4 separate regions of the Homo sapiens genome follow, and all the other regions are linked to region 1. Evidence: chromatin loops called from intact Hi-C (ENCODE). Cell type or tissue: PC-9. All regions are shown on one strand. Each heading gives the region's core, and the rest is flanking DNA. Links, peaks and the distances in the headings are about the cores only. Region 1 has its middle 40 kb from the start of BPGM. Region 2 holds the start of AKR1B15 (aldo-keto reductase family 1 member B15). Region 3 overlaps AKR1B10 (aldo-keto reductase family 1 member B10). Region 4 has its middle 12 kb from the start of AKR1B10.

The links. Peaks named below come from ENCODE experiments on the same cell type or tissue, not always from the same donor. Only the 100,000 strongest peaks of a DNase experiment are listed, where the experiment ranks them.
Region 2: it touches region 1 in a loop (10-fold over the local background); 41 of 110 quality-filtered maps call a loop at or near these places.
Region 3: a loop joins it to region 1, with 4 times the contacts of the local background. A loop is called at or near these places in 44 of 110 quality-filtered maps.
Region 4: it touches region 1 in a loop (11-fold over the local background); 94 of 110 quality-filtered maps call a loop at or near these places.

The regions. Positions count from the first base shown.
Region 1 is chr7:134,603,151-134,610,698 of GRCh38, reverse strand. No RefSeq gene overlaps it. Among named protein-coding and RNA genes, the nearest start is that of BPGM, 40 kb to the left of the region's middle. In PC-9, for the core only: CTCF peaks have their summits at 3,984 and 4,184 (motif pointing right); a DNase peak (open chromatin) is centred at 4,508; H3K27ac peaks cover 1,981 bases.
Region 2 is chr7:134,543,652-134,551,199 of GRCh38, reverse strand. AKR1B15 (aldo-keto reductase family 1 member B15) reads right to left here and starts at 2,090. Exons shown (of 12, transcript NM_001080538.3): 1 at 1,951-2,090. LOC105375520 (a long non-coding RNA gene) reads left to right here. Exons shown (of 3, transcript XR_928005.3): 3 at 1-3,843. RefSeq lists an enhancer at 2,020-2,079. In PC-9, for the core only: CTCF peaks have their summits at 3,447 and 3,664 (motif pointing right); DNase peaks (open chromatin) are centred at 1,639, 2,139 and 3,449; H3K4me3 peaks cover 1,885 bases; H3K27ac peaks cover 3,285 bases.
Region 3 is chr7:134,528,506-134,536,053 of GRCh38, reverse strand. AKR1B10 (aldo-keto reductase family 1 member B10) reads right to left here. Exons shown (of 10, transcript NM_020299.5): 2 at 5,244-5,411; 3 at 4,030-4,146; 4 at 2,973-3,050. Among named protein-coding and RNA genes, the nearest start is that of AKR1B10, 4.7 kb to the right of the region's middle. In PC-9, for the core only: no CTCF peak of the experiment used is centred there; DNase peaks (open chromatin) are centred at 2,523 and 3,693; H3K4me3 peaks cover 4,371 bases; H3K27ac peaks cover 5,000 bases.
Region 4 is chr7:134,511,466-134,519,013 of GRCh38, reverse strand. No RefSeq gene overlaps it. Among named protein-coding and RNA genes, the nearest start is that of AKR1B10, 12 kb to the left of the region's middle. In PC-9, for the core only: CTCF peaks have their summits at 4,045, 4,246, 5,442 and 5,643 (motif pointing right); DNase peaks (open chromatin) are centred at 2,983, 4,253, 5,653 and 6,583; H3K4me3 peaks cover 1,534 bases; H3K27ac peaks cover 4,537 bases.

The sequences.
Region 1 (7,548 bases), core at 1,230-6,229:
TAAACTATGGTATCCTAGCAGCTACATACATTAAGATATTGTTTGATTAATAATCTGAAAAACACCTTGGGTTGGTCAGCACATGATAGGGAATCATGATCTCTTGTCCCGTTTTAAGAACTAAGGCCATTTTAAGACTTAGAATACACTGATTAAAGGGCCATGTCCCCTTGAGGAAGTGCCAGCAATGCCATAGCAAGTAGTTAAAGTAGCTATTCACAATCTTTCCTCAAGTAGCTACTTGCTGCATCCTGAAGTGATTTGTGTCTTCCTCAAACACTTAAAGGATGCAGGAGTGATTCTCCCCATGAAAACCCATTCAATTTACCAGTTTGGTCCTTGTTTGAACTAGACAGATGATGGACCTTGATCACCTGGACATTCTGGTCATTGTTCCACTATTTTGATGAGATCATGCCAAGCAGACCTGGTAGCAAAAAGTGACTAGAGTTCTCAATGCCTAAGTAAGGCATCTGCACCTCAGGTGATAGAAGATAAGCCCTACAAATATTCAAGGGCATGACACATCTGTGAAATTTTTAGAGGTGCCTTGATCTAGACCAGGGATTGCCAAACTATGGCCCATGTATCACATCCAGCCTTTGGTATGGTTTTTACTTTTTTTTTTTTGGAAAAGGAGTCTCACTCTGTCACCCAAGCTGGAGTGCAGTGGTGCCATCCTAGTTCACTGCAACCTCTGCCTCCTGAGTTCAAGCGATTCTCCTGCCTCAGCAGTGGAATCCTGAGTAGGTGGGATTACAGGTATGCACCACCATGCCCAGCTAATTTTTTTTTTTTTTTTGAGACTGAGTCTCGCTCTACCGCCCAGGCTGGGGTGCAGTGGTGTGATCTCGGCTCACTGCAACCTCCGCCTCCTGGGTTCAAGCGATTCTCCTGCCTCAGCCTCCTGAGTAGCTGGGACTACAGGTGCAATGTCACCACGCCTGGCTAGTAGTAGAGACGTGGTTTCACCGTGTTAGCCAGGATGGTCTTGATCTCCTGACCTCGTGATCAGCCCACCTCCGCCTCCCAAAGTGCTGGGATTACAGGCGTGAGCCACTGTTCCTGGCCTAATTTTTGTATTTTTAGTAGAGATAGAATTTCACTATGTTGGCCAGGCTTGTCTCGAACTCCTGACCCCAAGTGATCCGCCCACCTTGACCTCACAAAGTTCTGGGATTATAGGCGTTAGCCACCGCGCCCGGCCAGTTTTTACGTTTTTTAATAATTGAAAAAAAAATCTAAAGAACAATAATATTTTATGATATGAAAATTATTTTAAATTAAAGCTGAATATTATAAATGAAGTTTTACTATAGCATAGCACACTTTTCATTTCCATATTGTCTATGGCTGCATTTGAGTTTCAACAGCAAAGTTGAAGAGTTGCAACAGGGACCATTTGTGAAATCTTCATCACTTCTTACTGCTGCTTAGTGAGTTGACTTGACAGTGTTTCAAGTGCCAAGCATACTTGTTTTACTTTTATTTTATTTTATCAGTGCATATCTTTCATGTCAAAACAAGAAAAGTCAACTTCAAATGTTGCACTTTTAAGTTACTGTGGCATCTGGCTTTTTTTTAATTGAATTAGATCGGAAAGCATGTGTTTAGTATGCACTGACACTATAACTATGCTAAAACAACAGAATATATGTCAACATTGCCAGACTAAGCACTCATCACAATATGTCCAATTCACAGGAAAGCAACAGGCAGAACAATTAGGAAATTTAAAATAGAATATCTTATTATAGTGGAATTTCTTCACAAGAATTACAAATGTAAATGAGGCTGCAACCAAACTTAGTTTCCAAGTGGTTCATTTGTTAGCAAGCAAGGAAACCCATTTATCAATGGTAAGCTAATTAAACTGTGTTTTTATTAGCTGAAGAAATGTGTCCGCAGAAAATAAACTTGTTCAAGACTGTGAGTCTTTTGGTAACAAAAGTTGATTGAAAAGTTGAGGACATTGGGAGCAACATCAATAGTTAAAAACAAAGTTAATTGTTCTGAGTATCTTTCCTTGTCTCTTGATGAATAGACAGATGCTACTGATACTGCTCAGCTGTTGTTTTTTACTTGAGGTATCAATGCTAAGTTTGAAGTAACTAAAGAATTAGGTTCTATGAATAGTCTGTATGGAATAACTACAAGTGAGAATAATATTTTCAAAGAAGTTGGTAAAATTTCTAATTCAGTATAATCTGAAGTAGAATCTGCTAAGATGTGCTACACGGTGGTAAAAATTTGTGTGAAGCAGACAAAGGGTTACATGGACTCATTTAAAAGCTTGTGAAAAAGTAAGATGTTAAAACCTGTAATCATTCATCAGTAGGTACTTTGCATAACATGTTTGATTCTATCATATGTTATTGAACAGGTCATGTCCAAAATGGACCTTATTCACTTTTGTGGTGTAAACATCTGCAGTTCTATGATTTTTTTGTCAAAAATAGAAGCTGAATATCCTGAATTGCCCTATCAACAAGAATTTAATGGCTTAGCAGTGGTAAAGCTTAATTGTGATTTTTTGGTTTTTGCTCAGGCTGAAACTAAAATTTTTCTAAACAAGAAGAGCTACTCTCAACCACTATTATTCTAGTCTGAATGACTTTGGAAATTTGTTTGCTAAATTTTGCTAATTTTTAGGTGAGACACAATAAGTGTTCTTATTTTTTAAAGCTATGCACTGTCATTGACAGATAAAAGGATATGATGTTTAGGATTTGTTTCAAAATAATCAGGGAAGTAAAAAAGTACAGATGAAATAATATTGTCCGTAAATGATACTAAAGCTGAGTGATATGTACACTACATTCAATACACTATTCCCTCTAACTTTCTATATGTTCAAAATTCCTATAATGAAAAATTAGGAAAAAATCAATATCCATTATTATAGCTGACAAAGAAGGAAGTCATCTTATAGATAGGCTGGCCTACAAAGATGTCCTAAGAATCAAGAGACAACCAGAATAGTCATCAAAGTGTCCATTATGGCAGCCAATCCTTCAGGCAGCTGAGAGCCTGGGAGTCGCTGCAAACTGGCTTGGAGCTAATGAGCCACATGGGAGTTAAATCAGAGTGGGGCAGGGGTGAGGCAAGCAGATGATTTAGGGTGAGAAGAAATAAAGAGTCCACAGAATAAGGAATGAAAAAAAATCTCTAGAAATCCTCTAGCTTGTGGGAATTAACAAAGGAATACTCTGGGTTGGCCAAAGACCCAGCTGACTGAAAACAGTGCAATCAAGAGCCAACTTACCCAGGAAACAGATGTGCAGGAATTCCAAATTTCCTGAAGTAGTATGGGAAAGTAGAGTAACTGACTCCCAAAATTTTTTACAAACTCAGAAAGGAGTGAAAAGAAGGTAGGCTTTGGAGAACTCCTGGATGAACATCTTGCTTACAGAAAGTTCACATGGAGAATCAATGGCAGGAAAGGTAAGAAGGGCACTGCTACATGTGGTGTGCTCATTTCAGACAATGAGCACACAGCAACATCCAGGATATTCTCCTGCCTTAGAAGGAATCACAACAAACTGTAAAATACCAGGAATGAGGAGATTTGTCCAGTGGAGATACGTTGGGGCAGTCACTGAAAGAGTGAAAATAGCTGCCTGGCTTGAGAAAGCCGCCTATTTGAAGCCATTCTCATCTAAAAGTATAGATCAGCAAGTCCAAAGTTATAATCATCACTCCATCCCCTACAATCATCGTGAGTGATTTTTTTCTTCAACACTCAAGTCAATTCCACCAACATTTTGCTGACACTGTATTGGGAAGTGTGGAAGATAAAAAATACGTATTACCGAAACGTGGACCCTAACACAGGGACACTCACCTCTAAGTGGAGAATGTAAATGGCCCTTGCAACAAACTGACCCTGAACTCCTTGACCTTCAACTTTAATCTTCTTCAGTCTTTTTCAGCCACACCCAACCATAGCCACTTCTTTGGTATTATCCTCCCTAGTACTCCTCCATCATCAAGATCTCAAACTCTGAAATTCTTCTAGACTACAAACTATTATTCTTCTGTCTTCCTGGTACCTCATAATTTTTTCTGTTTACCCTCGTCGTGAACTCCAGACCCCTTGAATGCTTCTATTCAAGCCGTCTCTTGGTTTCACTTGCCCCCTTCGTAGCCTAGACACCATAGACATGCGAAGCGACTAAAGACCACTAGGTGGCAGCAGAGCCCCAACTAGACTGTCCCCCAGCTTGGGCACCAAGTCAGATTATTAATATTTATAATGAAAGCCTGAAGTTTGAAGGGGTAAGACAATAGTGGAATTAAACAAACAATAGCAAATAATACAGGGAGGTCAGTCAGCTGGGGCCAAGAAGATCTTAAGCCCCATGCAAGTGTAAACCAGAGAAATGGTGAGACCTCAGCCATTGGGGAGATGACAGGTTACTCTCAGGTTAATTGTCTATAATCATCTCCTATCTGTCTACATGGGTAGCCTTTCCCCTGCTTTGAAACATTTCCTGCTAAACAACCCTTAACGATTTTCTATTTAAAGATCAGTTAATGTCACTAGGCCTCCTGGAATCCTTTGTACTTAGGCAATTCCCAGCACTAGATAAAATCAAACTTCTTGGCCAGGCATGGTGGCTCACGCCTGTAATCCCAGCTCTCAGGGAGACAAGAGGCGGGAGGATAGCTTAAGCCCAGGAGTTCGAGACCTGCCTGGGCAATATAGCGAGACCCTGTTCTCCACAAAAAGGAAACAAGAAAAAAGACAAAAAAAAAATCAACCTTCTTATCTCTCTTTCTCTGGGCAGCCAGGTGCTTGGCAGAAAATTACAAAAGTCTGCACAGTGACTTAATTCTAAATATGTGATATGTAACCTCAGTGGTGACTTCAATGTTCAACTTTCATTCTTCATGAACTTCTTAGGGGATTCCTCATGGAAGTATTCTAAGCCTTCCCCACTCCCTGAAATCCCTTACCACATTTCAGCTTCCCCAACTGCAGCAGTTGAGCTCACATCCTCCTTTATCTGGGGGGCTGAGGTCATCCATCCTGTCCTCTCTGAAGCCCTTCTCTACTGTAGAAAGAGCATAGGAGCTACAGAGTCTTTCCGGGTAGGTGTACCCAGTCGGATGGAGAAGATAGAAATTCCACCCTCTTCAATAGAAAGTAATAAAAATGGATATCCTGTATCTCATCTCTGAATCAACTTACTCCCCCAAAAGATGTTACAAACATTACTAACTGGAGTGTTTTCTAAACCATAGGAAGGAGCCTGAGGTGACGTCTTTTACAAATTTTATCTGGAAAGGCAATGCTTTCAAACTATACTCCAGCAAAATATGCTCCCATCATTAAACTTCAACTGACTTTATCCTATCCCGGTGGCATGTGGTTTGTGTATTCAGTCCTTCATTTGATAAATACTTACTCTAGAGACAAGCCTCATAGCCACTACACATACTGCCAAATACAGAGATGATGGAAGACTTGTATGTCTGATAATGAATATTGAAAGGGAAGAATCATTCATCCAGAATTTATGAGAATCTCCCTCCACAACTATCAAAAGAGGATCTACCCACTGGGCTGCAGGCATATGGCAGTGTGCTCTGTCCTTAGGATCAATCAAGATGGTAAGTGCCTCAGGCTTAAGTTATTTATTATAATCACTCTTCTGATATGCAAATCATTTTCAAAGGTTTTCTGGCTACTGAAAAGATCATATATGACCAGCAGGCAGGTGCACATATGTTTCAGTCGGCTTGATGGATATATCTCTCTGAATAGTTATGTAAGATTCTACTATATTTATCAGTTTTTTAATGACTAGATTATTATGGATCATCCCCGATATTATTCCTGAGTGGACTAACAAAAATACATTTTTAGAAATAATTTTTTAAATGTCAAAAACTGTAGACTGGACCTTGGTCTCAAAATGACCCTACTAAGGTACTGACAGCCTAAAAGATTCAGCTGGAGCCTCCTGTCTTTCTCTTGTTATTTTTTTTTTTTAAGACGGAGTCTAGCTCTGTCGCCCAGGCTGGAGTGCAGTGGTGCGATCTCAGCTCACTGCAACCTCTGCCGCCTGGTTCAAGCAATTCTCCTGCCTCAGCCTCCTGAGTAGCTGGGATTACAGGTGCCTGCCACTGCGCCCAGCTAATTTTTGTATTTTTAGTAGACACGGAGTTTCACCATCTTGGCGAGGCTGGTCTTGAACTCCTGACCTCGTGATCCACCCGCCCCAGCCACCCAAAGTGCTTGGATTACAGGCGTGAGCCACCGTGCCCGGCCTTCTCTCTCTCTCTTAAAGCCAAGGGTATTAAACACACATCCATTTGGAACTGTATTAATTGAGGTTATGTAATTTAATTGATGTATCAATATTAGTAAACTAATAAATCAATTTTTAATAAATTGAATTTAAAAATGAATTTAATTTGTGGAATTTGAACTGTATCCATTAATTGGGGGTATTCATCAAAAACAATTGGGTGTAACATAGGAATATAAGACCTATATCAAATATTTGGAGGGCTTTCATTAGGAATAGGAAAAGACCCGTTCCGTGCCGTCACTGCATGCAGAATTGAGATCTACAAATGGAGGATAAAGGAAGATGGCATTTTAGCTGCACGTTAAGAAAGACTTGCTAAACACAAGATTTTCTCCTAAATATTCGTTGGGAAGTGAATTCCTGATCCCTAGAGGTGTTTAAACATTAGCCAGACTGTGTGTAATATTGAAGATCTAGAAGACCTCCAGTGCCTCTGGGCCCCACCAGCCTCGAGTCTATGATTCTGTAACTAGGCAACTTAACTTCAAAATGCATTTTAAACGTTTTTTTTCCTTTCTCTTGGATTTCAACATATAACCTTGAAGCAAACTGCAGAAGCCTTTTTCCTTAGCCTTAAAATGGACTCCACGTCCCTCTTTCTCACCGAATATAGTCCCTTCACATTTATCTAACTGCATGCTAGTGTCTAAAGGCACATAATTATTATGGGGCTAATTTTTAGGCAGACCAAGTCTGGAGACCCCGCTACAGAATTCCAGAGATGACTTCAAGGTGACTAGTCAACAACCCAGCCATTGTTAAGATGATGCCAGCCTGAGATCCAGGTGGCCTGGGACCCAAGACAGCCACCAGAGCAAGACACACAGGCATTGGAATCAGCACAATTCCTGCATGCCTTCCTTACCAAGTTTTCCCATTTTGAACTCTTGCTTTCCCCGCTAGATACAAAGCAGTTCCTTTGGATAGGAGGAATCCAGCAGCTTCCCCTTTACTAGTGTTGGTTAATAAAGTCACTTTCTTTCTACCAGACCTCGCTCTTGTTAATTAGACTCCGCAAGCAGCGAACATGCGTTTGGTTCCACTTCTAGACTGGCAGGCACATGCTAAACCTCCTAAATCAGCCACATCCCTTCTCCTGCAGCCTGAAGCCTACGGCTGCATGCTAGCCTTGGAGTTACCTTTTCTACCAGCCCTAGCTCACATCTTGCACAGAAAAAGGGCAGGGCTCCAGTGAGACAAAGCTGTTAGTTTTTCAGGTGGTAGAGCT
Region 2 (7,548 bases), core at 1,089-6,088, 59 kb after region 1:
GGAGACAAGGGAAGATTCTGGGGGAGGAGGAGGGTTATAGGGTGGTGGAAATGGGTGAAGAAAACTTTCCTCTTCTTCAGAAGGAGGCAGTACAGGAGGAATCGAGGGAGCTGAGGGTGGAGGCAAAAGTGAGGTCTGGCTAAAAAGGACCTTGGAGGTAGGATCACGAATGGCTACAGAGTTTTATCACGAGTGGAGCCATGAAGGAGAGCTCTGGACTAAATCTAGCCATTGATCAATGTAGGGAAACTGATCGGGGTGACCGGGAGTTCCAACAACGACCCACCACACAGCCTGAACAGCTGTGAAGTGTAGTGACCCGTCTGGGGGCCACCCAGTTCCAAACTTTGGCCATTCTACTTCGCAGAGTGTCCAGAGTTTGCCTTTTTTAAGGCGGACCCCGTAATCATCTGAGAAGCCTAGAGAGAAATTCTGCAACATACACTGGAGAGGACTCCAATCTTTATGGGGCCGGGAAGAAGAGTTTACTATTCTGGAGGCAATTAACAAGGTTTGAACAAAAATATTAAACCCAGCATGGACAAAGATATTCACGGCCTGGGAGGCTATGGTATCAGAAGAACAGAAGTATTATAGCTAGAAGAAGTAGGAAAACAACTATAGCCAATATTTCTTGCCACATAAGGTCTGTCTCCTCAAGCTTCGAGATCTATGGAGAGGATAAGAGGTGGGTCCAAGGGATCCTCAGCCAGTGGGACTTAGGTGACCCCCCCTTCTTGACTTATATCCCAAATAACTTTGGTGTCTCCACGACTCGAAAGCAAAATGTTCAAACTCGGTCCTTTCCTTCACGGGTTTAAGGAGGGAGAACACAGCCAAGTCTTAGAGACGCTGGACTTGCTGCAACACAGGAAAATGAGATGTGCAGGGTAAGGGATGGGGATGAGGAGGAAAGGGGCCACTTGGATTTCCCTAAAGGTTGGAGAGTAGCCAAAAGAGGTAAAATAAGAGTCCAGACAGAGTAGAGCAGTATGGGTGTAGGTTTCTCTGCACAGTGCCTTATTTAAGGGCATGGGAAAAGTTATGGGATGACAGAAAAGGTGAGTAAGGAGGTCAGCAGGGTGGCTATTTTGGATCCACCACTGGTCTAAGGAGAAGGTGGACCAGTCGTTGGGGCGTGGGGTATGGCAATCCAAACGCCAGCAATCTTTATGGTGCCAGAAATCCTAAACGGGTGAATGTCTTCCACACCCTTCCCCATAACAACACCTAATTTGTTTCTGACAGGAAAGGCAGGACTGGGATGGCCAGCCCAACCGACTAATGAGGAATTTGACCTCCTGGGATAGAAAATCTGTACTAAGGACCTTGAAGAAGTCCTTGCCCAGTCATTTTGGGCAGTATCGACGATCCGACATATGAAATTTAGACAGACACTAAACAGGACAATAGGCACTGGGGTATATAAACAAGCATGGCAATTTTTATAGACAGACAAGGGGAGGGGGTCCCGTGATGGGATCAGTCAGATGCCCTCCTGGCTGCTCCCCTTTCGGGGACTTAGGCTCCTCTTGGCATTGGCAGGCTGGTATAAACCCCTGGCTTGGATCGAGCTATGCCTGATGCCGCCCTAAGCCTTATGAGGTCACCACGGAACCACAGGTGAGGGCCTTCTCGAATTCCCTAGCTTTCACCCTGGAGCTACAAACTGGAAATTCAAGCGCAAGCCCTTGAACTCCACATTCACTCACTCACTCACTCACTCAGAGTTTATTACAATTTTTATACCCATTCTAAAACAGAGATCTCCCGGAGACCTGAATGAGAGAGGGAGAAGAGATAGAGAGAGAGAGAGACTAGACTTAACAGAGAATCCTGACAGAAACCAGGACTCTGTCCTCCAGTGTCCTGGAGCATGGACAGAGTCTGAGGGAGGACCTTCGTCAGGGCCGTTTCCCTCCCAGAGAGACAGAGTCAGATCTGACTTACCTTCCCGGGACTAGAGACTGAGGACTCAGGAGTTGAATTTGGCTGGGCGCACCGGCAGTCGATCCGTTCCCCTCCAGAAGACAGTGGCCTGTGGAGCCCTGGAACGTCTTCAGGTGGCCCTGTAAGCCAGCTGTCTGTCTGGGGAAGCCCGGAATGAGTCAGGTCTTCACCCGGTGGCGAATCTCTCTGGGGCTTCCAAATGTCGTAACCGAGCAAGTCATAGAGAGAATGCCACACTCTGAGACTAATTCAGGAGTCCTTTATTGCTGGCGACTGAGAAAGAGCTAGAGCTTGAAATTCTCTCGGTCCGGAAGAAGAGGCTAGAGTTCTTTTTATACCTTGGCCTAAAGAGGGGAGGGGGAGTCTAGCTGAAGCAATTTTTTACAGAAGCAGAACAGGAAAAAATTAAAAGATAAATGGTTACAGAAACAGTTACAGGAAAATAAACAGTTCCAGGTGCAGGGGCTTAAAGTATCCCAAAGTGATAAAAGCAGGGGCTTTGGATACCACCAACCAAGTGTGCTCCCAGGAGCTGCTGGTACAGCTTGCCTCAGTATCTTATCAATAAGCGCATTCTTGGATGTGCTTGGAGTCAGCTTGCACCAGTTATGTCCTTAAGGAGGGGGACAAGGGGCTGCAAGCGAAGAAACCAAGCTAAGACTCTCTCAGCTATTGACTCTCTCGATATTGACTCTCAATTGAGTCTCCCAAGCTATTGACTCTCTCAGCTAAGAAAGAGTCAATCAGGATAAAACAAGATAGGGTATCACAATTTGATCTGCAAGATTATTTCCTGGACTTGTGAAAGGCGAGTCGTTTTGGTGCCCTGGGACATGTACAATAGCTATCTCTTCTGGCAATTGGAGATTGTTGAGGACACGAGCATCAGTTCTCTATGAACTAAATCTTGGCCTCTACTATTGATAAGAGCCCTCTCCATCCAAATTTTCCCAAATGTGTGTGCCTCCCCAGAGGGATACTTAGAGTCAGTATAGATAGATTTTCTTGGTTTTGTAAATGTCCTAAAGCTTGGCTGAGTGCAAACAGTTCACACCCTTGGACAGACCAATTATTAGACCCCCTTCCTGATTTTACTTTTTTAACAGTCTTTCCATTAATCACTGAATACCTATTATGTCTCTTTCTTTTAATCACCTGGGAGGTTCCATCTATGAATAAGTGCCACCCTGTCTTGAAGGGAGTTTTTCCTAAGTCTGGTTGAACTTTCGTATGGTAATTAATTCGATTTAAACACGCGTGCTCTCTCGTTTTACGTTTGGATCCCCCGTTAAAGAGCCTGCTGAATAAAGTGAATTATTAGTACTTAATATTAAATCACCTTTTTCCCAGAAAGATAGCCTCATATTTTAAAATTTTTGAGTTGGTAATCTCCCTCCTTGCGTTTTGATTTAATATAGTTTTAACTTGGTGGGTTGTGGCCTGAAGCGGCTGGGGAGTAACTTGAAACCTCAGCTGAAGGGACAGCACAGGCTGGGGCGTGGCCTGAAACAGCTGGGGAGTAACCTGAAACCACAGCCGGAGGGACCTGAGAGGGGAACCAAAGGGGCAGGATTGGGGGCGCTGAAGGAAGGAAGGTGATTTAGAGGATCCCATGTCTTGGTAGGTATGGGTTGTCTAGGCATGGGAACTCTTTCCTTTTTAGAAAGGTTGGTTTCTGATTTTCTCCCTCCAGAGTCTAAAGGGTAAAGGAGAACTGGTCCCTGCCGCCAGCAGAGGGCGTAATCGATTTTTCCTGGGACACAGGGCTCTTACTGTTAACATATTTGATTAACAGCTGACAAATTCGCTCTTCATTAGACTTAAATTTTGGCCAGAAAAGTGAGGGCTTAAGGATGGGTTCTCGAACTTAAATAAAACAACAATATTCTATCATCTGCTGTTTTTGTTTATACTTGGTTCTCTTATTATTTTTTCAATACTTTAGCATAAGCCCCAAGGGGCTATCAGAAGGAAATTCATCACTCTCTAGACTCTTTAGTTTTCCTGTCTTACTTGAAACGTTCCCCATCTTAGGGATTATGGGGAGGAGGCCCAACCCCTCCTGTGAGATTTCTACCCTCCCCCTTCCTGGAGGCTTACTGAGGCTTTGGGGAAAGGCTCCAACCCAACCTGTTTGGATTTCTACCCTCCCCCTTCCTCTTTGTCTACTCTGTCTGTTCCTGACTCTAGTTGACAGATGGCAGCATGAGGCCATAGAGAAGACTCACTCACTCCACATAACCACCATACTAAGTCCCATTCATACACTGTCAGCCTCCAGCTTATCCCAACCACCTGGGAAATACTTTGTCACCTTCGCCAAGTCTCCTACCTTATTCCATGCACAAGAATTTCCTGGTCCTCTTATTGTTGCGGTCTTGCAAGCTTCTCCTCCCCGCTTTGCTGAGATCCAGACTTATTTGTCACAAAGCGGGGGGGGGGCCCTGATCTCCCTCAACCTAGGGGCACGGTAACTAGACAGTAGGATGCGTCCCCTCCGGGTGGGGTGACCGAAGGCCCCCTTCCCAAAGGAGAAGATTCGAGCCCCAAAGTTGGGCTCCAGAACTGTTAGGAATAACGCTCAAAATCTTAAGGAAATTGAACACTTGAACAAAGGATTCTTAGCAAAGCAATTTTACTTCTGCGCAGAGAGGTGCCTCCTTGTCCAGTCGCCATGAGAGCACACCTGAAAAAGGGGCACGAGAGCCTTTACTCCTGACACAAGTACTGCCCCTGTACCCTTTCTCCATTGGCCAGGGTCAGGTCGTACAATCTAAACTAATCCTGGTTGGCTAAACATTGGATTTTTTTTAGATAAGGTGGGCACGTAAAAAAGGCAGAGAATAAAGGGGAAGGGGTGTCTGTAATGAGCTAAAAAGTTAGTCCTCTTTCCAAATAAGGAAAGGAATGTGAGCAGGTACAGATACCACCTGGTACTGTGGCATGCCTGGGCATGTAACAAAGGAAAAAAGAGAAAAAAGGAGAAAAAGGAAAAAAGGTGGAGGGATTACTATGAATTAAAGAATAAAAGATTGATCAGGTTATCTGAAGAGAAACCTCATCATATCCCACACATCCATCCATCCATCCATCCATCCATCATTCATCCATCCATCCATCCATCCATCCATCCATCATTCATCCATCCCCAATCCATGTATCCTTCCACCCATCCCTCCTTCCATTTGTCTTTCTATCCATCCTTCCTTCTTTCCATGTTTCCAACCATCCATCCATGCCTCCGTCCCTCCACCCATCCATTCGTCCATCCATTGTTCCATCCATTCCATCTATCTATTTATTCACCAGATATTATTGAGGCGGGGAATACAATAATTAACAGAACTCAAAAATCCCTTCTCTCATAGAGCTTACATGCTAGTGGGTAGAAACAGGGTAAGCAAGCAAACAGCAAATATATAAAATACATGACATATTGATAAACAAATGCTATGGAGAAGAAGAAAACACTTAGAAGGGCAAGAAGAAATATCAGAGGAGGTAGGTTAATTTTAAATAGGGTGATGAAGAAAGTCCTCTCTGAAAAGACGATAAATCGGCAAGGAAATTAAAAATACAAGTCAGAGAATTATTCTAATATCTGAGGGCAGAGCATCCCAGGCAGTGAGAATACCAAGGGCAAGAGCCCTGAGGCACAAGTACCTCTCTTGCGTAATTTTTTAGTAACGGTCAAGGTCCTCTTGGTCCTCACCAACTCTCCCTAACTTATCTGGGGGCTGATATTTTTGAACCAACAAAAGTGCTGGAAGGCAACACTGTAAGATTTTAAGGGTGCAAAACTTTCATGAAATGTCTGGGAAAATGCTGACAACAAATGAGGAAAAACAAATGAATTAGGTAGAATTTAAAATTAAATGTAATCAAATTCCACTGCATTGTACATTCAGAATACGTATTTTCTAAAATCGAAAGGCTTGTTAAATGAGAATAATTTCAAGTAAAAGTGTCTCTTTCATTTGGTTTTCCCAGTGGATGTATAAAATAACTAATTGAGCTAAATCTGTTATTTTTTAAATCCTTAATGCCTCTCTAGAATGTAAAAGTTCATTTCCTATTGTGGAAATTTTGAAAATTATGTAAAAGAATAACAAAAATAAACTTGTTGCCAAACAACATAGAAAAAAACCCTCTTAATATTCAAATCTTTCTAGATAGATTTTCTTTTATTTCTAAGTTTTGCTGGTTTGATAGTGTATAAAGCTTATTTTAATTTGCATTTTTATTACTAGTCTGTACAATTTTTCATGTCATTTAATGGTCAATTTTATGTAAAAACTTTCTTTGTGGCATCTGAGATTTTTCTTATTTATATGAATAAACTCTTTTGATTATAAGAAAATTGCCAAATGGTTTTGTCCAAGTTTGTTTATCTCTTATTTTTGTGTGTTTCTTTGCTTGTTTTTGTTTTGAGATGGAGTCTCACTCTGTCACCCAGGCAGGAGTGCAGTGGCGCAATCTCAGCTCGCTGCAACCTCTGCCTCCCAGGTTCAAGCAATTCTCGTGCCTCAGCCTCCTGAGTGGGATTAGAGGCGTGTGCCACCATGCCTAGATAAGTTTTATAGTTTTATTAGAGACCAGGTTTCACCATATTGGCCGGGATGGTCTCAAACTCCTGACCTCAAGTGATCCATCCTCCTCAGCCTCCCAAAGTGCTGGCATTACAGGCGTAAGCCACTGCCACTGGCCTATTTTTGCATAATTATATGTTCGGAGTTTACATTTCTATAGTCATGCACGGTCATTAAAGCAAAAAAAAAAAACTTATTTCCAACAATCTTCACTCTTCAGGGTTCTTTCAAATTTTACTGAAAACTATTTTCTACAGAAGCCTCTCTCATCTGTACATTGTTAAATATAATGTACAGTTAAATCTCACAATAATGCAATAAGTAGGGTCCAAATTTTTTTATATTTAATAGTTCATATAGCAACAGTCTCACTATGTTGCCCAGGCTGGTCTCAAATTCCTGGCCTCAAGCGATCCTCCTACCTTGACCTCCCAAAGTCCTGGCATTAAAGGTGTGAACCACCAGGCCCCGCTGGGTCCAAATTTTTAATCATGTAAAATGCAGAGCTGTTGCAAGGTTGTTGAAATGACTGGAGCAGCCCTGGACAGTCAGGCATTAGGGGGTTTGCCTGGGACATCCAAATCCCTTTAGGTCCCAGTTATAGTTTGGCATCATCTGCCCAGCATTTGCCAGATCTCACTTAAATACAACAGGGTAAGTCTAGCCCTCTGGATTACCTGGGCCAGGCAGGACAGTCACAGTGATTCCAGAATCTCCATGGTAGCTGCTACCCATCTTTCCAGCCCTCTCTTAGACAATGAATGGAGAGAATACTTGAAACATAAGAGCCTCACTCCTTGCCTCCCTACTTCCCACGACAAGCTCCCTTCCTTTTCCACACTGACTTTACTTACCATCTTCCTCTCTGTGGTTACTCCCCTTCCTTTCTCTTCATAATGCAAGTTCCCTACATTATCATAAGAGTTTTTTAACACACACCTGTAGTGTATACCTTAGATTGTCTCCCCATAAAGGCAGCTTTGGTTTAGGTGATGATGATGGTGGCTTT
Region 3 (7,548 bases), core at 813-5,812, 74 kb after region 1:
TGGGACTGAAGCCTGACCCACTGTTTGCATATCCAGCCATGCTTCCTGGTACAGAAACTGCATGGACACGCAAGGAAGGGAATCTTTGTATAATTTTTAGCCTATATTGGGCATTTTCCAAACTTGCCCAAAGATACCATACATGTTAGCAGCAGCCTCCAGTGCAATATGTATTTAGTAGCCATCTATTACATGTTCCAGATCCTGCCCAGAAGTTGTCAGGATGTAAATGTATACAATGTGCTCCCTTTTTCTGGGATTCTTATAGTCCAATTAAAGTGCTAGAGTTCCCTTCTATGGAGCCATCAATCATGACACTGAGGCTGCCTCAGATAACATCACAGCGGCATAGACAGAGTCAGAAAGGGCAGAGAAAGAAGAGATACATACAGCCCGCAGTTGTCAGGGGAGTCCTTCAGGTAGAGTATAAGCTGGGCCTCAAAAGAAAAAAAAAAAAAAAAAAAAAAAGACAGAAAAGAGGGAAAAAACATGAGCATATGACACAGGAAGGCAGGAGCAAAGCTCAGAGGCAGGGATAAGCACGACATGTTCAGGGAACACTTTATCCAGCCCTTCTCAACTTTGGCTGCAATTTGGAATCACCAGGGAGCTTTAAAAAATACTGGCTGGATGCAGTGGCTCATGACTGTAATCTCAGCACTTTGGGAGGTGACAGGAGGATTGGAACAGGGGTTTTGGGCCTAGGTTTGAGTAACCTAGGGTAAGTTTTTTAACTCTTGTAGGCCTTAGCTTTCTCTTCTTAAAAAAAGTCTTATAATACCTACTAATAATATATATGTTTCTGATATATATTACCAGAGGCTGAGACAGGAGGATTGCTTGAGGCCAGGTGTTGGAGACCATCCTGGGCAACATAGCAAGACCCTGTCTCTACAAAAAGAAATTTTTTTAATTAGCTGGATGTGGCGGCATGTGCCTTTGATTCCAGCTACTTGGGAGGATTGCTTCAGCCCAGGAGTCCGAGGCTGCACTAAACTATGATGATGCCATTGTACTCCAGCCTGGGCAACAGAGAGAGACTCTCTCTAAATTAAAAAAAAAAATTACCAGTGCCTGGATTTCACCCCCCAGAGTTTCTTACAGATTTTCTCTGAGTTGTAGCCTAGACGTTGGGATTTTTAAACTCCTCAGGTGATTCTAATGCATAGCCACGTTGAGAACCACTAGGATATATGATGTTATCCAAATTGGGCAGTAGAATTTAGAAGCTGTGAAATCATTAGGTTTCCCAAAATTTCAGATGGGGCAATTAGATAATTTAAAAGTTTTTGTGCACATAGGTCAGGTTAGTTTTCCTGTATTAGAACTTGACTTCTTTATACATTTTTCCTCCTCTCTGCTTCAATGTGGTCAGTGAGGTTTCTACTGAACTGGTTGTGGGTCTACATAAACATCCAACGCTTACATATTCAAGCCTGCTCATTTCAAATCAGAGCCTCTGATCTTGATCACTGCTATCTTTTCATGCCTTTCAAATGTTTTATTTAGCAGTCGTTCTTGTATTCATTCAAAAAACAGCACTGCGAGAAGCAGGCTACATTGACATACTTGCCATACTTCATGGCATCATAAGAGTTAAGATAAAAAAATCTTATCATATGTAATGCAAATAGCCAGGTGTGGTGGCTCACACCTGTAATCTGAGCACTTTGGGAGGCCAAGACAGGTGGATCCCTTGAGGTCAGGACTTCGAGACCAGACTGGCCAACATGGTGAAACCCCATCTCTACTAAAAATACAAAAATTAGCCAGGCGTGGTGGCATGCACCTCTAGTCCCAGCGACTCAGGAGGCTGAGGCAGGAGAATGGCTTTTACTTGGTAGAGGGACGTTGCAGTGAGCCAAGATTGTGCCACTGCACTCCAGCCTGGGTGACAGAGTGAGAGTGTCTAAGACAATAAAAACAACAAAAAGCTGTGCTTGTGGATTAATGCTTTTGAACAAACAATACACAGAAAAAGCTACATTTCATTGAATCATGTCAATTATAAGCATTTCAGAAAGTTGAAACATAATATATTTTTGCTTGTAAAACACAATACAAACTCGCAACTACATGCACACCTACACAGACAGCTACCAAAATAACACGATTAACTCTTGGAGTCATAAGCCACTGTTCATTTATAACTTATTCCTCCACTTCATTCTCTACTAGCATTTGCAAAAGGGTATAAATAATAAAAAATGACCAGAGAAAATGTTCATCCCTTCATTCATTTTGAATGTGAATGACGTGAAACAGGTCATGGTTAGATCTGAGAAGCAGAGCACTCAGGCTCCCTGATTTCTGGATGTGTCTTCACTGCCTGCCAAGCACCATGCTGATGGCTTTGGTGGTTGGACTTGTGATTCAGATGAGTCTGGGTCTAATCCCAGCTCTGCCACACACATTGTGACAAGACCTGGGCAAGTCATCAAACAATCTAGGTTTCAAATGTCATTATTTATAAATGGGGATGTTAACCCTGTCTCCTAGGGTTAAATGGGCTTTATGACTAATGTTCCTGGCATGTAAACCATCTTAATCTTTATCACACACTGGAAGATATATATTGGTAGTATGTATTATACAACTTCTTTTTAAGAAGAGAAAACTGAGCCCTACATGAGTTACAAAACTGACCCTAGGTTACTCAGCTGCTATGAGCACACCCAGGCCCAAACCTCCTGTTCCAAATGCCTCGCCCTGGTTTGAGAACAGCATGTGTATTCCCCAAAGTGGGGTACATTGTATTTCCAGTCTTATTTGAAGACTATTAGCCTTGAAATATAAATAGTATCAGATGTACCCAAAAGCCAAAGGTGATGAGGAAGATATTAGAAGAGCTAGAAAATCACAATGATGAAATTAGAAAGCATCAGGCACATGGCCTCATTCATATCCATGCGAATCTCATGGATAACTGAAGATTTCTCTCCCAGCACACTTAGAGGAAGCTGGGAACCTACCTCCCAGGCATCCAAGAACGTTGCTTTTCCACCGATGGCATTACCTTTATCATCTTTGGGGAAAAGGTCATCCCCAGACTGTGAACACAGAATGAAAAGTTTACTGGAATCTGCATCAGGACACTTGGTTCTGTTCAACAAGGTTTCAGGATCCTGACTCTTGCTAAATACCACATCTGCATACCACTTTTTCAAGTTCTGGAGTACATACTTTAGGAATGTGAGTTTAATTAAAATCTCTGTATCTACTGTAGCATACTAATATTTTAGAAACGACTGGCTTGACTTTAAGATTTGCTGCTAGTACATTCCAGAAGTTCATTATCACCATGGACATTAACCTCATACACCTAGATCCCATATACAACCAAGGGCAAACTTTCATTTCAATATTACTGGATAAGGATTAGATATCCAAGCTGTGGTTTTCTGGAGAAGATATTGGCCAACTTCTATCCTTGCAGCCTCTAGAAGAGGCGTGGAATTAGGGGTGGCAGGCCATCATCACTCCAGTTGGTCAGGAGGGGAGAGAGCTGGAAATTTGTCTCTCCCACCCCTCAGGAGCAGGTAAGAGCAGAGCCCCAGGCAATGGGTGCCTGGATCACTACTGGCTTCCTTCCAGCATCACCATACTTGGGCTTTTCTCCAAGATGCCACTCCCAGGTGTACTTTGCTTAATAAGATAATTATGCCCTGGAATATAGTTATGCAAGAGTAACCCAAGAGATTTCCTGGGAGGGCAACCCTGGGGCGTGGAATCAAGACAAAGGTGATATGGCAGTTGCAACTTGTCTGGGCTGCCAGAAATCATGTCTTCTCTCAGACATAACTGCAAGAAAACCCAGGCATGTGGCCACCTCAGCAGCACACATGGCCTCAACCTCCCTTCCAGGCCAGTGTGTTTCTTCTCCAAGGTCTCTTCCTGACCACCTGCCATTCCCAATTATGAAATGCAAGGCCTCCTGCCCCAGTCCACACCACCCCACAGCCCTGGTGCAGCTACTATTTTCTGGCACCTGCTCAGAAACTAGAGGCTGAGAAAGAGAGTGTCTTAAACCTTGAATCCCTGTGGCCAGTGAATAAGATAGACGTCCAGATAGCTCAGCTTCAGGTCCTTGAGGGTCTTCTCAAAGGCTTTCCTCACAAGGGGTCTCTCAAAGAAAGTGGGCCACAACTGCAAAGAGTGTAGCAATGAGCTATTAATACTGGGAAAAGGAAGGGCCACATTGTACTCATTGTCCCTGCTTTTTGATTTGCATCCTCATCTAACCCACCACAAGCCATTTGTAACAAAGCTGATTAAGATCCACGACACAGTGTGGAACATCACCAGGGCTCAGCACCTCAATGACATGTCTTAAGTGTTAAAAGCAATTGACTTTTTCAACTGTCCTAGTACTCTATACGTGTCTCAGATCATTGAAGTAAATGTGGCCACAGATTTGAAATTTGTTTACCTGTCTCAGTCTCTTCCTCAGCTGTAGGCTCTCTGAGAGCAGGAATTGTGTGTAGCTTTTAAATGTCAAGCATTCTTAGGCCTTTGGGAGCAGATGGTCCTTTATCTGACCTATCTGATAGGTCCCTTATCAAGCCTATAAGGCCCCAAGTGATAATTTTACAAAGGCTTTATCCAGACTTGGCTGCTACACAGTGAGGTCTATTTGTCCTACCAGATGTATGCATTTTCCAAGTACCTAGAACTAGTGTTATTTTTTTTCAGCAAGTTATGTATAATATAGATCCAGTGATTCTCAGCCCTCTCACACCCAACATCTTCTTCTTTTTTATAACATTGTATCCCTCACCTTTTACTAGAATGAATAAAGAAATTCATATGTGACAATAGAAAAATGCCCCTACCATTTTCTAAAATTCCCCCTGGCTGAGAGTCTCAGGGGCACAGTCACTGAGATCACAGTGCTGAAAGGGAGGCTTCAGATCAAGACCCGCCTGCACCCTTGGCCTCTGATTGCCTCTGGGCAGATGGTAGATCCCTCTGATGGGGAACAGGGAGGCCCAGGGCAGTGCAGGGTTCCATGGAACCAAGCCCACTATGGGAAAACCAACCTACAGGCAGGTGGGGCAGCCACGACATGTTCAAATATCAATAATGGCTTGGAGTATGGATAGTGTTGTATTCACGGATGTTATCAAGGCAGAGATGAAAAGGGGTACATGTAGAAAAGGCTGACAGAGTTCTTGCTGCCAACCCGACCCAGATACTTCTGCCTGCCTTGAAGTGAAGGCCTCCCACCAAATGCACCATTGCACCTTGCTGACGATGAACAGGTCCTCCCGCTTCACAGCCTTCTCTTGGATCTTCTCTTGGATGGCTTCCCCCACTTCATGTTCATTCTGATAGACATAGGCACAGTCAATGTGCCGATATCCTGCATCAATGGCCACCTTCACTGCTTCTTTCACTTTGCCAAGAGGAGACTGAAAGGCAAAAGAAAAGCTCATCACATATGTGTTTTTTTTAAGAGATGGGGCCCTGCCGTGTTGCCCAGGCTGGCCTCACACTCCCAGGTTCAAGCAACCCTCCCACCTCCCGAGTAGCTGGAATTACACCACTCTCAGCAACCATCATATTCTCTTATCCCCAGGCCACCTTCAACAGGCTGCCCCACAAGGCCCAGTTTCTCCAAACCAAGGCCTCACTGGGGTCTCCTTTGCCAGGGGATCTCTGGGAGGATACACACTTTACAAAACTTTTCAAAAGAAAAGAAGGAAAGTGAATTATTTTATGATTATGTCCTTATGTCCTATCCTAGCTAAAAGTCAGTTCCCTTTTCATCCAGGTTAGTCCTGAAATGTCTTCAGGTGTGTGGGGGTGCAGACCGCTCCACTACAACTTTCTGAAGACCCAGATGAAAGCTTGACTCTAAATAACCCCAAGGGATTTTCAGACAATTTCCCCAAATGGTGATAAGGATCTGGATAATGGTCATTACACCATCAATCTGGATTCGATCACTTACTGGGTGTGTGGGTCTAAGCAGGTGATTCAATCTCTGTAAACCTTGTATGCAAAATGGAAAAAAAAATAGCACCAGCCTCATGAGGCCTTTGTGGTGATGAGATGCTGCAATGAATATTAAGCTTTTTGCACATTACCTGACACACAGTAAGGTTCAGTAGAGGCCATCATTATACAATGATCGTTTCAGAAAAAAAAGAGAAATAGAAAACCTTATAGGAATAGAGTTTGTTTTCCACTCCTGTAAAAAGAAAGAGAGAGGGAGGGGAATGACAGAGAGGGAGAGAAAGAAGGGAAGGAAAGAAAAGAAAAGAAAGAAAAAAAGAAAAGAAGGGAAATAGAATTATCACATTTTGTTCTAACCTAGCCAAGCCAATGATGGGGGCAAAAAAGCACTTAAAACTTGATCTCTCACAAAATGGTCTTTTAAACCTCTTCAATTGTGAGATAACAAACATTGAACAGTACACAAAACAGAGATGCACAGCTACCCTACCACCTGGACAAGAAACGAGCTGCTGCCAGGCACCCAGAAGCAGCCCTGTGCCCCCAACCGCTACGCTACACCCTTCTTCACCTCCACTGCTAAGTTCATAATCCTTTAGTCTATCATCCCCACGTGTTGAAGACAGCTCCCTTCATAATTCTTTCATTCAATTCCAAAATTATGAAACTGTCTGGTAAACTCACCCAGGGTGAGTAGATTCCCTGGAGATCTGGAAGTGATTATTTATTCTGTTTATACAGGATTGAAGGTCTGATTTTGGGCAAATCTTGCTATTCAAGCAAGAGACGCTCTGCATGAATCAAGCTGGAAGTGATCTGTTCCTCCAGATACACCAAGAATGTATCCTGAGGATGACCCAGTGCTGCAGCAGAGGGTCCTAACCTCTAGCTTGGGACAGAAGAGAAGAAAAATCAGGGTGCACAGAAGGAAAGAGAGCCAGAGGCAGAAGTCTCAGCAGGGACATTAGCCATGAGGGACAGGAGAGAAGAGGAACTCCAAAGACTGCTTCTCATCACTAGTTAGGGTAGTGCTATCATGGATGGAAATGGCAAAGAAGGCAGAGGGAGGTGGTGATGGAACAACTTGAAACTTAGCCTAACAGAGGCTCGGGAACCTGCCTCACTGAGTCCTGGATGTGCCTTACCACATTTTGCCAGCTGTCGTTAACACAGCCGGGTGGTGCTCACGACTCCCAGCCCAGGCTCTCTGCAGCCCCAGCATGTTGCAGATTTCAATGTGTACAGGAACCACGTAGGGATCTTGTTAAAGTGCAGATGCCCATTAGGTAGCCTGGGTTGGAGCCTGAGACTCTGCATTTTGTTTCTCTCTGTCTCTCTTTCTTTCTCTCTCTCTCTTTCTCTCTTTCTTGCTTTCTTGGATCTCACTCTGTTGCCCAGACTGGAGTGCAGTGGCACAATCACTGCTCATTGCAGCCTTGACCCCTCAGGCTCAACACTCAATCTCCACCTCAGCCTCCCAAGTGGCTGGGACTACAGGTGCGTGCCACCATGCCCAGAAAATTTATTTATTTTTTGTAGAAATGGATTCTTGCCATGTTGCCCAGGCTGGTCTCCAACTCCTGGGCTCAA
Region 4 (7,548 bases), core at 1,699-6,698, 92 kb after region 1:
GTGAACTCTCCAGCAGAAGTCCATGACTGCTGCTCACCAACTTTGGATTGGGGGACTAGAGCATTACCAAATGCTGCTCTCTGCTGTACTCCTTCTGGAAAACAGTTACTTGTTTGTTACTGGGTATTGAGATAACCCAAATAACTGAAGAACATAAAGACTGGAAATACCCATCATTCCATGGGTGATGTCAGAAAAGCACTTTGGCCAGCCAGGTGAGGTGGCTCACGCCTGTAATCCCAGCACTTTGGGAGGCTGAGGCAGGCGGATCACAAGATCAGGAGTTTGAGACCAGCCTGACCAACATAGTGAAACCTCGTCTCTACTAAAAATACAAGAAATTAGCCAGGCGTGGTGGTGGACGCCTGTAATCCCAGCTACATGGGAGGCTGAGGCAGGAGAATCGCTTGAAGCTGGGAGGCGGAAAGGTTGCAGTGAGCCGGGATCACGCCATTGCACTCCAGCCGAGGCAACAGTGTGAGACTCCAACTTGGGGGAAAAAAAGAAGAAAAGAAAAGAAAAGCACTCCAACAGGAGTACAAGGCTCAAAGAAGTTCCATCATAGAATGGAAATGATGCATACAGGAACATGCTATCAGGCAAACCACAGGAGGGGTACATTTTATTCACCAGCAAGTAGCCTCTTTTCCCTTAGGACCTACAATTTAAAAAAAGAACACTAACAACAACAAAAAAGCATTCTACATCAGTGTTTCCCACCTAGTTATATTTCATCAAATTAAAGCAAACATTTCACTACCCACACAGCACAACAAGGGCCCAAGAAGCATCACATTCAATGAATTTATTATATTTCTTATCACTATCAAGTTAATAGGTTTATAGAAAGTTCGAATGAACAACTAAAGCATCTGCTTTCAAAAGGATTGAAAAGCTGGTCTACTATCTTCAGAGATATGTTTTGCAAGTTGACATGAGAATATTTAAAGGTGAGTTTCCATTAGATAAATTGCTACACTTTTGTAGCGGATTAGGAAATAGGAGACAATACAGAAACTTGAAGCCAACTCTTCCTTTCTTCACCACAATTTCCTTGTTGAATGGCAAACCTGCTAGTCCCTGAACCAGAGCTATTCATACAACAAAGGGTCCCATAGGCTGGTAATATTCCAAAACAAGATACTATACCTATAAAATAGAACCTAATTGCAAGAATTCCCTAGGGATTGATACAATTATTCTTGGGTCAATTACCAAAAAGGATTATTCTTTTTCTACACCTCACTAAAGTGGGGCTATTGCAATTATTTTGTTGCCTAATGGACAAGATGGTCCTCTGTTTCTGTACTTATTTAGTCTGACCCTCAATGATTGCAAATGACTGTAAAGGGAAGCCCTGGCATGTCCCATACTGCTACCAACAATAGGAATTGTCCAATGGCTGAAAAGAGGGACCTCATTTGTAGGAAAATGTTTGATGAAAATTAATGATGAATGAAAGAAAGGTAAGATTGTCATTGGGAGAAAAAAGTCAACAAATGATTGTGATATCTACCTGCAATTCGGTGCCTTGCAGAGGCTGGAGCAAGAGAATAATATTATCTCATAAGTTTTGATCCAGATTCCCCTTGGGAGGGAGAACTCTGTCTGCTGAGAACTCCTCCTCTTTTAAAAAACCAAGACGTGAGCTGCATCAAGGTCAAACTTATGAGCCTTAGGACTTAAGTTAGAAAGCAGCAGAATATTTCCCCTGTCAAATCCAGAGAACACTGATCAATAATCTTTTGAATGAACACTGCATGACCATTAATTGTGATTAGTGAAGGTTTAAGAAAGGTATTGGGATATAAATTATCCATTGAATGCTCCATCTGTTATAAAATTATGTCTTTAAAAAAGCCGTTGTGAGTAGAAAAAGAAAATCCATGAAGAGGTGAAGGCACAATTAAAATACTTGGATCACTGATAGAGAAAGTAATGATATACAACTTGGTGATCCTGCATTCCTGAGAATGAAAAGCCAGCAATTAGACATGTATGGTTCTGAGACCAGCCTGACCAACATAGTGAAACCCCGTCTCTACTAAAAATACAAAGTTAGCCAAGCCTGGTGGTGGGTGCCTGTAATCCCAGCTACACGGGAGGCTGAGGCGGGAGAATCGCTTGAAGCTGGGAGACGGAAAGTTGCAGTGAGCCGAGATCACGCCATTGCACTCCAGCCGAGGCAACAGTGCGAGACTCCAACTTGGGGGAAGAAAAGAAAAGAAAAGAAAAGAAAAGAAAAGAAAAGAAAAGAAAAGAAAAGAAAAGAAAAGAAAAGAAAAGAAAAACACTCCAATAGGAGTGCAAGGCTCAAAGAAGCTCCATTTTAAGTCTGTCTGCTGAGAAGCATTACAATATACACAAACCAAAATTTACCTAGGGATCACTACTACTTATACGTCCTTACCCTGAAGAATTCAACATTTTTGGATCTCCACTTTATTTCCAAATTACACTAAAGCAATGAGTACTCAATGGCAACAATGTGTCTGGTGGCTCAAACAGCATCAGCCCACCCAAAGTAAGAGAGCTTTAGGAAGATTGGAAACTGGGCTAGAAATCGTTGACCAGGCAGAATTCATTTTTAATAAGGAAAGACATGTTGAAGAAAAAGACCTAACATAAATAGAAAAACTAGAAGCATCCTATTTCAGGATGAGGGACAAAGATGACAAGTTACCTGGCATGACAGTACAGGACTGACAATTATAGCAGCTACTAAGATGACATGCCCAAACCTGGAAATGGGAATGAGCCTGCATGCCAGCACAGCTGGGTTATTAGATGTCTTAATTCAAATGGAGTCTGAGATATCCCCAACACAATGACCAGGGCATCTCACAGCAGAATTTCAAGTTACATACTCACAGAAGACTTATAAGCCACCCAGTCAATGAAAATGTTTAATTAGAGAAAGCAACCTACCGACATGTTCTTCCACGGCTTAAGCACCATGACTCAGTGCTGACCATTCTTTTTATAGTGTGACTCATGGTGATTGGACAAATTTGGAAAAGCATTAGAGCGTTTCCCATGGGGAATAGATGGGCCCTGTTGTAGAGCCTCTTTCCTTGGGAAGCAATATTTGTTAAAGCCATATACCCAGAGGAAAGGAGTTTGACTGTGTACTCCAAACATTTTGAATCCTGTGCACTCCAGACATAACAGAGATATAGCCTCAAGTTTATACTCTTATGAGAAATAACACAGGGTGTGGTAGGCAAAATAATGCCCCCCACAAAGATGTTCATGCCCTAATCCCTGGCACCTGTGAATATATTAGGTTACATGGCAAAGGAGAATTAAGGTTGCAGATGGAATTAAGCCTGCCAATCTGCTGACTTTGAGACGAGGGGATTATCCTGGATTATTCTGGTGGGCCCGATGTAATCACATGGGTCCTTATAAAGTGGAGGAGAGAGGCAGAGTTTGACATTGCTGTCAAACTAAGAGTAATTGTTTTGTCGTAAAAAGGCTGACCATGGGTCTAGGGTGGATTGTGCTGTTAGGGTTCATTCTGGCAGGCCTTGAAATCACCTGAACTGTCTAACTGAAATCAGAAATGTAACTCCCAGATGAGATGCATGACTTGCACCTGGCATGGACACGACACATCCCCCCACCCCCCGCCCCGACACACACAGAGAAGTCTGGCACTGGGGCTGATTGTATGGCAAGAATATGTCTGTATGACCAGCAGGGTATAAAAGGCACCAGCTCAGACTCCGTGAGCATCTGAGAATAGATGCACCGAAACTCTTCTTGCTCTCCCATCCCTTAGAAAGTCCTGGGTAGGACCACAGTCATGCCTCCTTCTGTAACAGGAAGAAACCTTCATTTGAGTATACAACAGCAGAGGATGGAGGGAGGTGGTGGAATTGACAGTAGGACAACTAGGTGGCACTTGTCTATTTTCACGATGCGTCTGACGTCTTGAAATATGCAAAGTGATCCTCAGCTGAACTTGAAGGGAAGGTGTTGAAGATTTAAAATTGTTTCAGAGGACAGCAGGCAGTAAAGAACAGACAGCAGAATTGTCCACTTAGATTTTTCCCCACAAATCTATCTATCTATCTATCTATCTATCTATCTATCTATCTATCTATCTACCTACCTATCTATCATCTATCTGTCTATCTATCTATCTATCACTCTCCACCCTCTTTTCCTGGTGGCTACTTGTAGCCACGTTGTTTTTTGCTTTCTTCTTGGCGCTTTTCCCCATAATCAGTCCACACTCCCCCTAGTGGTCTGATGATGAATTTCTACTAACTGGGTTACGTAAAGAAACCTGCTGTATTCAGATCACAGCTGGAGTCCCTCTCTGTTTTAAGACGGAAACTGGAAGGATATTGTTTTATTATTTACAAAGGGGATGGGGGTGGCACTACCCACCATCTCATTTATCCCTATCTTCCATAGTGATCTCTAAAAGAAGACTCCTGGGGCTTAAATTCCCAGTTCTAGGGTCTCTTGGGGGTCACTACCAACATCATCCTTGTCAAACTAGGGCTGGAAAGAACCACGGTTGGGTCTACTCCTACAGAACTTCTATTAAAAATAATTGGTGTAGTCTTCCCTGCTGTCACCTCTTTCTTCTCCTTCTGACCAAAGAAGCTACTTTTGCCAAGCTGACTTACTGGGCAGGAGAGGGTGGTAAAGCTCTGGAGAGTCACCCATCCTGGTCTTGAAGGAGTGTCATCACCATCTCACACAGAGTGAGGCAGCATTGGACATGACCTGGGAATCCCAGGGAGGCAGCATGTGCCAGGACTTAGGTCCTAGTGCCAGCTTTTCTGCTATCAATGTGACCTATTCATTAGCCACTTTGAGCCTCAGTTTCTTCATGTGTAAAAATGATACTGTGGTGGTTCTCAGTAGAGAAAAGGGGTGGCATACTAGAATAATGTGAAATGCTTTTTCCGCCTACATATTATTTATTTTCTCTTTGGCAAAAAAAACCTTCGAAGTATTTCTGAAACACCCAATACTAGATGATTGCAAGTGCCCTAACAGTTCTAACACATCGTTTGAAGATGTGTTAGATATTTGCGTTAGATCCATCCACCCTAGACCCATTACTTGCAATAGAAGCAAGTTCTCGCCACTGTGGTGAAGCTCAGAAAATGTGTGTATCTAAAGGTTTGTTACAAGGCTGGGTATGGTGGCTCACTCCTGTAACGCCAGCACTTCTGGGAGGCCGAGGCAGGCGGATCACTTGAGGTCAGGAGTTCGAGACCAGCCTGGCCAACATGGTGAAACCCCGTCTCTACTAAAAATACAAAAATTAGCTGGGTGTCGTGGCGGGTGCCTGTAATCCCAGCTACTCAGGAAGCTGAGGCAGGGAAAATTGCTTGAACTGGGGAGGCAGAGGTTGCAGTGAGCGAAGATCTCGCCACTGCCCTCCAGCCTGGGCAACAGAGCGATACTCCATGTCAAAACAAAAAAACAAAACAACAACTACAAAAACCAAAATAAAGGTTTGTTACAGAGCAAACCTAGAAGATTGAAGGAGTCAATCTAATCCCTTTCCTGGCCTGGAACTGCCTTGACAATTTCAGGTGTGATCGGGAAACCCCATCCAAAATCAAGCCTGGGGCCGCGGCAGATTGTGTACATGTCAGACTTTAACCAGCAGAGGGTAGCACATACCTATGTCCTGGGCTTTCCAGGAAAGTCACAAAACTTGCCCTGAGAAAATGCTTTCTAGAGAAAGGCAACAAGGTTTAACCAAGTCTACATAGGCATAAAAAATTAAAGTCCATTTAGAACACAATCTGGAACTCAAGCCCAGGTCCAGAGGTGGACCAAGGCAATTTCCCAATGAAGGAAAACTTTGTCTTTGAATCCTCATCATTTCCCATTCCATGTCCCTCTTTGGCTTCTCAAAGTATGTTTAGAGGACTGGCAGCATTGGCATCACCTAGGAGCTTGACAGAAAAGCAGAATTTCGGATCCCACCCCAGACCCTCTGAGTCAGACTCTACATTTTCACAAGATTCCCATGTGATACCTGTTCATGTTGATGTTTGAGAGGCCGCGATGTCAGCACCCCTTCCCTACCTACACATGCTGCCTAGAAACTTACCCTGTTCCCTGTGCCAACCTCACTCCCCACAGGGGAAGATTCCTGCTGATTTCAGCCTTCACAAGAGGGAAGCACTTCGTGTGGCCTTAGGTGGGCAGACCTGAGATTTCTTCTTCAGGTGATTAGGGACCTCATAGTGTGTTTTTTTTTTTAACCACCTGGCTATATTTGTCTTCACATGACAGCTGAGCAAGGGAACATTGGGGTGATACACCGAAAAAAGATTGTTGGGGCTCAGAAAACTGTATCTCAAGTTTAGCACTTTGAAAAAAAGGAAATTGGAAGGCCCTGAAAGCAGGCTCAGAAGCAAGATCTTCTCCTACCCTCCTGTCTCTTGCCCCTCATTCTCCCCTGAAGTGAATCATAGAAACCAGAATTTCCTCTCCCCAAGGTGAGTCATAAAACCTAAAAATATTACTCTAACCTTTCTCCCACCTTTCTGTGTAGGAGCTTACCTGCCTTATCTGATAGTAGGCCATAAGACTCTCAATCCATAGGGGTCCTGCCATATGGCCAGGAGGAAGGAATGCTCAACAGAGTGGCCAAGAAGAATCTGAACAGACTGGCTTTGCTGGGCTTCCCACCCGCTCTTAGTATATTGCCATTAGAGCCCATCCTTTTGTGCAATCACATTTCTACACAGCTGTTCATTCTTCATCAAACCTAAGCATAAAAACAGTTTTCCCTAGGTTTTGGAGGTTTTATTTCTGAAGGCTCCTGTTTCACATACAACTTTGATTAAATAGAAGAGTGACATTAGCAAGATGGCTGACTAGAGATGCCTGACCCTTATCTTCCCTACAAGAAAGGACCAAGGCAATAAATATACAGCTGAAATTTGACTGGAGTGCCAAAAGGAGAGCGATGGAGTGAAGCAGGGGAGTGGAGATGCTTCTGAGGTGGTTGGAGGCTCAGGAGGACAGGATGGAGGCACATGGCCTCCGCAGCCCCATCTCACCCACCTGGATCGGACTGGCCCAGAGATAAGAGGACTACTTCTTAGGGGAAAAAGGTAAACAGAAGAACCCCCTGTCACCCCTTGCCACTGCAAACACCTCCAGTCCTTACTATGGGAGAATCCCACATCCTGGTAAGCGCTGAGTCCAGTTTGGAAAGCTGCTGAGAATTCACTCAGCTGTGTCACTCCAGGTGAGGTGCATAAGGTGTGCACTCCGCCTTACGCCACTGAGCCATGGAGCCATCCTGAGAACAGACCTACTGCCGGAGTGTGCCCTGCTCTGGGGCCATAGTCATTGTGCCTCTCTAGCACTGGGGCTCTATCTTCATTCCACCAAACCCACATGGTACCCAACTGTACAGAGGCTGGTCCCAGGATTGGCTATGACTCTTGTCCTGCACAACAGTGAAACAAACCCATGCTATCTCCAATACAGCTGGAAGAATAACCTAGCAGTCTCACCCAGGATGAACCTGCTCTTGTGCCAGCCAAATAACTA